Regions from separate parts of the Mus musculus genome. Here region 2 is linked to region 1. The links are chromatin loops, found by intact Hi-C in ENCODE. Cell type or tissue: heart. All regions are shown on one strand. Links, peaks and the distances in the headings refer to the core of each region. The heading gives the core; the rest is flanking DNA. Region 1 has its middle 3.3 kb from the start of Ifna2. Region 2 holds the start of Ifna7 (interferon alpha 7).

Region 1 (4,414 bases), core at 146-4,145:
ATCCAGTCACAGAAAATGAAGGAAAACCTGACATTGATTGACATCTGGCACCACTGTATGCACATGCAAATGTGAACACACAGCATGTGTATACAATAGGGATTTTACAATCTAAGACATGTAACAACTATATGTTGCAGTTAATTAAAATTAACTATTTATTATACATAAAGTGAGCACAAGGTCTACAGCAATACTGAAAAATAAAAGAAGTGGTACAGGTGTCACCAGCCTTGAACTCAAAATGTATTACAGACATACAATGATGAAAAGACCTTAATTTGGGAATATAAACACATGATTGATCTATGAAATCCAATAGAAGACCCAGCCATAATTCTTTACACTTACTGAAATTTCATTTTTAAGTAAGAATACAAATGTACACACAGAAAATAGGAGACCATCTTCAATGAGTGGTGGTGATCTAATTAGATGCTTGCCTCTAAAAGAATAATTAATAGATTCATATTATCCTGTAAAATGCTGAACTGCATAGCATCAAGGACCTTGATGTATAACTTGATACACATAATCTGATAAAGGAGAATATGGTGAATAGGTTTCACCATATCGGCAAGTGCAAAGAGTTTTAGCTCTGCTGACCTGTGCATGTGCATGTGTGTATGGAAGACAGAGATGGGTGTCAGGTATGCTCTATTGCTCTCTTCCTGATGCCTTCCTCACAGTGCCTCACACTGGTCTTGAAGCTCACTGATCTAGCTGGGATGTTGGCCAGATCATTGGGTGGACTTCCTCCTTTAGTTAAGATGTTTCTCTGTCCTGCTCTACATCAGTGGGTACTGGTCACTGCAGCTCAGCAATAGCAGACACAGAGACCTGGATATGGCCATGTTCACACTCTCAATCCTGAAACTTGACAAACTTGGCAGTCTCCAGCGTACACCGTGTTACTGTAGACAGATGTGTCTTCATGCTGTGTGATGCTCATCGATTCTAAGGTCCTTTTTGTATGAACTGAGTGTGCATTGAATCAAGTCTGCTTATGGGAGCAGGAATGTTATAGTCCAGTAGTTTCTCACCTACTGCATTCTCCTGTCTCAGTCCTTCAATTTCTCTGTCTTTATTCCTACAGTTTATTTATTAAAGATGAGGTATTAAATTAATAAAGATGAGGTAAAAGTCAATACAACATCACATATTTTCTGAGCAGGTTTATATGTGGAGCTATTTCATAACATTTTTATGATATGAGCATGATGAAAGTTACATAAAATAACAAACAAATAACAATACAGGTATTCATGTCTGAAACATGTTTAGAAGTCACAGCAACAGTCATTTATCCAATAATTACAATCCCCAACACAGTGTGCTTCAATTACCAGATCTGCAGCTCACCTTGATATCACTTGATTTTCTGCAAATACACTGATCACCACTATGTGTCCCTATTACATATAATGTTTTAAACTATGTCTCTGCTCCCACTGAAGAATCAGACATGACAACACTCATATAAGCATGCTCATCACCCAAAGAGACAGAAACATTTATCTCCTGACCACAGAGTCAGGGGGGAAAAAAACTCAAGGATGAATTGTTTTAATTGACAGATTAGTCTTAAGAGGAGTTGATGAAGTTCTAGCATATCCTTGGTAGTCCTACACACAGATACACATTTCATTCATCTGTTCCAGTGTCCTTCAAAACTCAAAAACTCTGAGGGTCAAGAGTCCCTGATATGCTGAGCCATGTGTCTGTAAATCACAGACTTTGCCCCAATAGACATATGAACTAACTATTCTGCTTCAATTTAGAGTGACCACGGCCTGGTCACAGATTCACATTGCACTATGTGCATGTGACATTGTGGAGTAGGTTACCTGAACTACTGAGGTCACAGATCAAAGACATCATAAATCAGTGCATTGACTGAACTCACCCTGCTGGCCTCAGCAGGCAGAGCTGCAGGTGAAGAGTTTCTTCCATGGGTTCACATGCCATCTTACAGAATTCCTGCCCTGTGGTTGGTTGTCTCAGTTTCACAATGCTTTTCCTACTGATCAAAAGGGTGTGAGTTTGTCTGCGAATCCCTACTACTTGACTGCACACAGACTCCTCATTCTTGAGATCACTTTGTTATAGGAGGCTAGAGGTAAAGGGCACAAAAGACCTTTCGATACATACTTATCTGTGCATTATTCAAAAGACACGGCCTGGGGAACCGAGAAGGTTTCCCTTCCGAAGATGAATTTGAAGGGAACGAACTCTTCCTGAAGTCGTTCACCTGGGGAAAAGTGTGTTTTAGTGTGTAGGAAACTCTGCCAGGGAACTCTGTAAAGAACTTGCCAGAGTTGGATTAGGTTTGTTCTTTGCAGCCCAAGCCAGTAGGTGGAGCACTTCTTCTCTAAAACTGTCTCATAATTGAATATTCGGTTTCCTTTTCCTTTCTCTCTTTTCTTCCTTTCTTCTTTTTTCCTTCCTTTCACCCTTCCTCTTTCTTCCTTCCTTCTTTCCTTTCTTTTTCTTTCTTTGCGTTTTTTGTTTTTCTTCCTTTTTGTTGAAACAGAAAGCATTAAGTGTCTAGAATATCATTGTCTAAGGTCTAAAATTAAGAGGAAATTCTTATACATGAGGATTTCACTGAAGCCATGAACTCGTTCATTCTGGTTTCGACTGTGGTCATGTGTTTTCAGAAAGAAAAAAAAACCTCCAGTCAGGAATCAAGATGTAATAGACAGCAGCTGTACAGTGAGCAGAGCTGGGAAATGCGGAGAGAATGAGGAGCACACGATGGGGCTTTCTGCATCAGGGAGGGGGAGACAAGGACAGTGACACTGAAAGATGGGGTCTGGGACAGCAGGGCGGTACTGGGAGTCTATCAGAGAGAAAGCTGTGTCTGCACACATATGTACATATATATACATGTATAAAATTAGTGGTATATGCATCATATATACAAGACATCGTATATGATATATGCATATATCTGTAATTCCATTTTAATTTCAATCTAACACATTGAAGCCCATATAATTGGTGCTAGCCATCAATTCTTATTGAATATTGAATTCAGTGATTATTCTTCCATGCCCATTGTGTCTAATGGCATAGATGTTCAGTTGCTTGTGACAGACAGCAAGGGTTTTTAGTCCCTCAACTGTCTGTACTTTCCCATTTACACTTTCTTCTTTCCTGAGGTGTTGGTTTCATGTTCGATGTCTCCAATTCTGTTCTCTACACTCCTAGAAAGAAAACCTTGATGCTGGTTTGTGGCACTGAGCCAAAAATATGATGTCGATGGAAATGAAAGCTGAAAAAGGAACTGATGTGTCATCTAAAAGACAAAGTAGTAGCTTATGTTAGGTACTAAGACGATAAGGGCAAGCTTTGTGGCCATTAGTAAGATAATGTGATGAAAGTGACTAAGCTTTCTGGTGATAAATGCAATCCACATAACACTTTCAGTAAAATTAATCTCAGAAGTGTCATGTTTAAAATACATTGGAGCCATGAAGGTAACAAAGAATGAAAGCAGTGCTGTGTTCAAACTGTCACAATACCTGATTTGAAATTAGAGTTACATTATAGAGAGGGTTCCTGTGCAGACCAACACTTACCACAGATCCAAGCTAGTGAACAGAGAGACTCACAACTGGTCACTGACAGAAAATGAAGGGCTGACTTCTTGGCTTCAAGGATCACTGAAGAAGAGGGAGTAGAAGAATTGGAAGAGCAAGAGGCAGTGGATGACAGCAGCAAAGCTATGTTCTTAGACACAACAGGGTAGTTATTCATGTGAACTGAGAGTGGCTACGACTGAATGAACAAGACCAAGCCAGACAAAACATCAGCTTGGAAAATAGAGGCAATTCCACCTCCAGTTGAGGAACTATGTCAACTGATGAGTGTTGGGAGAACGAGATTCAGGTATCCTCAGGAAGGGGCTCTGAGAGCGGCTACCCATGCTCCAGGAGATGGTGCTGTACCCTGCTCAAAGAAGATGAAGCAAAAGTAGCAGGATAAGAATGATGATGGTGAGGAGGAGAAGCAGGAAGAGGAGGAAGAGGAGGAGGAGAGTGAAGAACAGTAACAGACCAAGAAGTAGAAAATGGGATGAAGCAAGGTCCAGGAAACAGAGAAGGAAGAGTGGTGTTTCAAAGGGTAATTTTAGAGTCATTTCACTTTTCTGGTGGGAATTCTTCCCAGGGCTGGCTTATGAGGCTATTATGAGTGGGGTTTATTCCCAGGTTCTTCTTGTCTTGCTTTTCTCTGCTATATCGGCAGGCTACTCATTTTTCTTGATCTCTTCTCCATTACTTTACATGATCTCACTCATATTTAGAACCCAAAACAATGAAACTCATTAATGATAAGAGTGGATGATTGGCTTGACATCCGGGAAATCAGATGCTGAATTGATCCAGGGAATATTTGGTCAAAGTGGAAC
Region 2 (4,414 bases), core at 272-4,271, 140 kb after region 1:
TCCTAAAAGTGTTTCATATGCACTTTGACTTTCTACCATACTGATTATTTTCACTGGAAATGAGACTTTCCGTTTATATTCGGTATATCTGAGGTTTAGTGGAAAAAGTAAAATCTGATTTCAAATTCAGTATTTGAACCTTGTGCTTTGAAGCCACAGAGAAAACACACAGATGAACCCTTCCCTATAAAAAGGAAGAAAAGTGATGGAGAAAAGATTTGAAATCTTTCTTCTGCCTGCTCACTGTCTTTGGTTACATGGAAGAAACTCCAACTCCTACTTAGATGAGATGGCATTGATTTCTAGGGTCCCGTCTGTTTCCCTTCCCAAGCTTCAGGATTAGTTATATGTAATTCTCTACTGGAATCTACATGAGTGCTGGGAAACCAATGAGATACTCATGTGTGTGCTGTAAGAATACTGATGACTTAAAAAAAAAATAAAAAAAAAAAAAAAAAAAAAAAAGAATACTGATGACTGAGCCATTCAACAGCCATTAAGAACATATTTTGGGTGAAATTCTTTTCATTCTTTATATTAGATTAGATTTTACATACATGATACACACACACATATAGTGAAATTTAATGAAAATTCAGTCCGTGGCTTTGTTGAGAAGAGCAGAGAAAGTTGACACAATAATAAAAACGAAAATGATTGATAAAAAAAATGCCCAGACACAAAACGAAAATGAGTTAAAGAAAGCATAAAAAGAATTGGAATGAGAGGGGAAGACATTCCAAAAAAAAAAAAAAAAAAGAAAAGAAAAGAAACTAGTGTTTTTCTCCTATTTAAGACACATTCACCCAGGATGGTCTTCAGAGAACCTAGAGGGGAAGGATCAGGACCAAACAGCCCAGAAGACCAGCAGCATTGGCAACATTCACCATGGCTAGGCTCTGTGCTTTCCTGATGGTCCTGGTGGTGTTGAGCTACTGGCCAACCTGCTCTCTAGGATATGACCTTCCTCAGACTCATAACCTCAGGAACAAGAGAGCCTTAACCCTCCTGGTAAAAATGAGGAGACTCTCCCCTCTCTCCTGCCTGAAGGACAGAAAGGACTTTAGATTCCCCCAGGAGAAGGTGGATGCCCAGCAGATCCAGGAGGCTCAAGCCCTCTGTGTTCTGCATGAGCTGACCCAGCAGATCCTGAACATCTTCACATCAAAGGACTCATCTGCTGCTTGGGATGGATCCCTCCTAGACTCATTCTGCAATGACCTCCACCAGCAGCTCAATGACCTGCAAGGCTGTCTGATGCAGCAGGTGGGGGTGCAGGAACCTCCTCTGACCCAGGAAGATGCCCTGCTGGCTGTGAGGACATACTTCCACAGCATCACTGTGTTCCTGAGAGAGAAGAAACACAGCCCCTGTGCCTGGGAGGTGGTCAGAGCAGAAGTCTGGAGAGCCCTGTCTTCCTCAGCCAAGTTGCTGGCAAGATTGAGTGAGAAGAAGGAGTGAGTCCTGAGACAAAGTAGAGAGGATCTCCAGGATTAGGACACTGGACCTCTCTGTCCAGATTCTACCATCTCAAAAATATCATACAATTTTGCATTAATTGAAGCGAGTTGCCTAGATGCTTCTGCAGTAATTAGCAATGCCCTGTAAATCTGTAAAGGCATTTGTTCTCCATCCATTCAGATTTATTTATTTATGTATTTATTTAATATAACTAATTTTCTATTTTAATTTGATACATATTTATATTTTCTTCAGTGTAACACATATATACCCTATGAGTTTTCTATGTTCTATAAATTATTCCTAAACAAATCTGCTTTGCCTTTTTCATTCTTTACATCTTTTCAATATTATCAATGTTTTATACTAATACTTTGCAGTATAAAAATTAGATACAAGGCCATGGTGAAAAGTATTGTGAATGAATGTATTAATGCTTAGTGTATACATGAGTAGATGTACACATCTGAAACTTCTCATTCATTGATGGTAAAATATTTACATTTCCCCAGTGCACAGTTATCTTCTGCATATGCACCCAGAACAGTGTGAAGAAAGAAGGCACAATATCTTTCTTCTGTCGAATTGTGACTTGGTCTCTTGACCAACTCATCCCCAGACTTACAAGCCTCTTACCTCCCTCACTTGGGTAACTATTATTCTATTCTCATGTACTGTTGGGAACTAAATGTGTGTTGAATTGAAAACACAAGTCCTTCACATGAACTCTACAGCTAAAAGCAGTAGTCCTGTATTATTTATGAAGCTTAAACCAAGGGGAAGTGACTTCCAGGATGAGTTCTGAAGCCATGCTCGTTACTGCACTCTCGTGGAGATAGGAACAATGGAGTTACATACAAGATGGAGGGCTGAGGATGATATTCTCTGTAGAGCAGAGTGCTAGTAAAATTGATACCTACTGAATAAGTCACACAGAGTTCCAGAAGAAGCACCATCCTGGGATCAGACTCTGTCAGGATCTATGGAGGATAAGTGAATGCTAGTGGATGACTTTCCTGGAGATGGCCCACTGTTTTGTTTTGTTTTGTTTTTGTTTTTTTGTGTATGTTTTATGATGAGTGAGCTCTGAGAGGCAAGGCCCTGAAAGACTTCATCCCCGTATTGATTCTTGCTTTTGATATGTCTGTCCTATCACTATTACACAGTCTAACAATTCCTAGGCAATAATGAGACACACAGTCTTCCAACTATGTAATGGATTCCGAAATCCATGGTGTTAATGGTCTAAGGTTATGAGACAAAATAAATAAAATGTAAGTTTTGAGATTTTAAATATCTTATTACTTTTGTGTATGTGTGTGAATGTCTGTCTGTGTGAATGTGTGTGTGTGCATGTGTTTATCTGTGTAAATATATGTGCATGTGTGTACATGTGTCTGATTGTCACTCTGTTTATGTTTAACTGCATGTGTGCCTGTATATGTGTGTGTGCTTGTTTGTTTGTATATATTTGGGTATGTATGCATGCGAGTTTGTATAAGTGTATACATGTGTATGTCTGTACATGAATATGTACATAAGTTTCTGTGTGTGTTGTGTTATAGTAGAATGTGACTGTGTGTATTCAAAGGTTTGTGAGAGTTTGTGAGAATGTGTGGGAATTTTTGCAAGTGTGTATGTGTCTGTGTGAGTGTTTGTTTGAATGATGGCATATGTTTATGGGGAAATCTGTACATGTGTCTATGTGTGTTTAAATGTTTGTCTAGTGTGTGTTCATATCTTGAAAACTGTCTTATATGAGAGAATATGTGTGAATGAATGGGGAGTTTTTATATGTGTATAAGTATTATGGGAATGTATGTATGTGTGAGTCTGGGAGTATATGTATGGATGTATGTGTGTGTTTGTATATGTGTGCATATTTGTATGTATGTCTGTGTGTGCATATACATGTGAGAATGTCTATTTGTGTGTCTCTTTATGAGTGTGTGTGCATTTGTGGGTGAGGATGCTTATCTCTGTGAGTATGTGTGTGTGTGGGTTTGGGTATGTGTGTATTGTGTGAATGTGTTTGTACATTTCTGTGCATCTTTATATAAGAGTGTGTCTGTCTGTATGCATGTGCATGATGAATGAGTGTGTGTAAATGTGTGACGTGTGTGTGTGTGAGAGAGAGAGAGAGAGAGAGAGAGAGGAACGAGAGAACAAGAGAACAAGAGGCAGACACATGCTGAGACAGAGTGGCACACAGAACGTGTGTACGAAGGCACAAGCTTGCCTAGTTATGGATGTGGCGGCCAGAGGCCACCGTACAGGTCTTGGTTGACTACTGCATCCCTGTGTTCCAGAAATCAAACACAGCTTATCAAGCTTGAACATAAGGATTTTTGCATACATAGCCCCCAGGATGCCATGACAATCATAGGATAAATAGCTAATATACAGTGATGGCATAACTAACCTTTTATGAAAATTAATATTAGAGTTAGTGAAGGTAATATTAAAAAAAACCTTAATTTTTAGCCTCTAAAAATTGAAAATTTTGAATCATTACATCAGTATGATTTTTATAGACACAGGGTTTTCTCTGTGAGGTCCTCATAGTCCTGGAACTTGCTCTGTAGACTAGGCTGGCCTTGAACTCAGACACCCATCTGCCTCTTCTGAGATTAAACTGTGAAGCATCACGTCCAGACCACAACAATACTTCTACCTTAGAAACATTTTGCATTATACTTTACTTTTTGACACAAATATTTATGTAAATGGTATAAATAAAATAAAAAATAATTGTAAAATGAATTACACTAACTTAAATACAATCATAGAGGAAATTTTGTGTTTGCCATAGATGTGTAAATTTCTCACAGAGACTCTATATCTGTGGAGTAGTGGTTAATGACCATTTAAGTCTAATTTAAAGTGAAACCCTGTAGAGTAGCTTTCTGAGGGCAGCAATGAAAGAGAAAGCAATGATGGAACCCACATGCCT

What was found. Peaks named below come from ENCODE experiments on the same cell type or tissue, not always from the same donor. Only the 100,000 strongest peaks of a DNase experiment are listed, where the experiment ranks them.
Region 2: a loop joins it to region 1, with 9 times the contacts of the local background. A loop is called at or near these places in 11 of 42 quality-filtered maps.

The regions. Positions count from the first base shown.
Region 1 is chr4:88,678,226-88,682,639 of GRCm38, forward strand. No RefSeq gene overlaps it. Among named protein-coding and RNA genes, the nearest start is that of Ifna2, 3.3 kb to the right of the region's middle. In heart, for the core only: a CTCF peak has its summit at 2,354 (motif pointing right); no DNase peak of the experiment used is centred there.
Region 2 is chr4:88,815,340-88,819,753 of GRCm38, forward strand. It overlaps Ifna7 (interferon alpha 7), which reads left to right and starts at 886. Exons shown (of 1, transcript NM_008334.3): 1 at 886-1,461. The coding sequence starts at 889. The coding sequence ends at 1,461. In heart, for the core only: no CTCF peak of the experiment used is centred there; no DNase peak of the experiment used is centred there.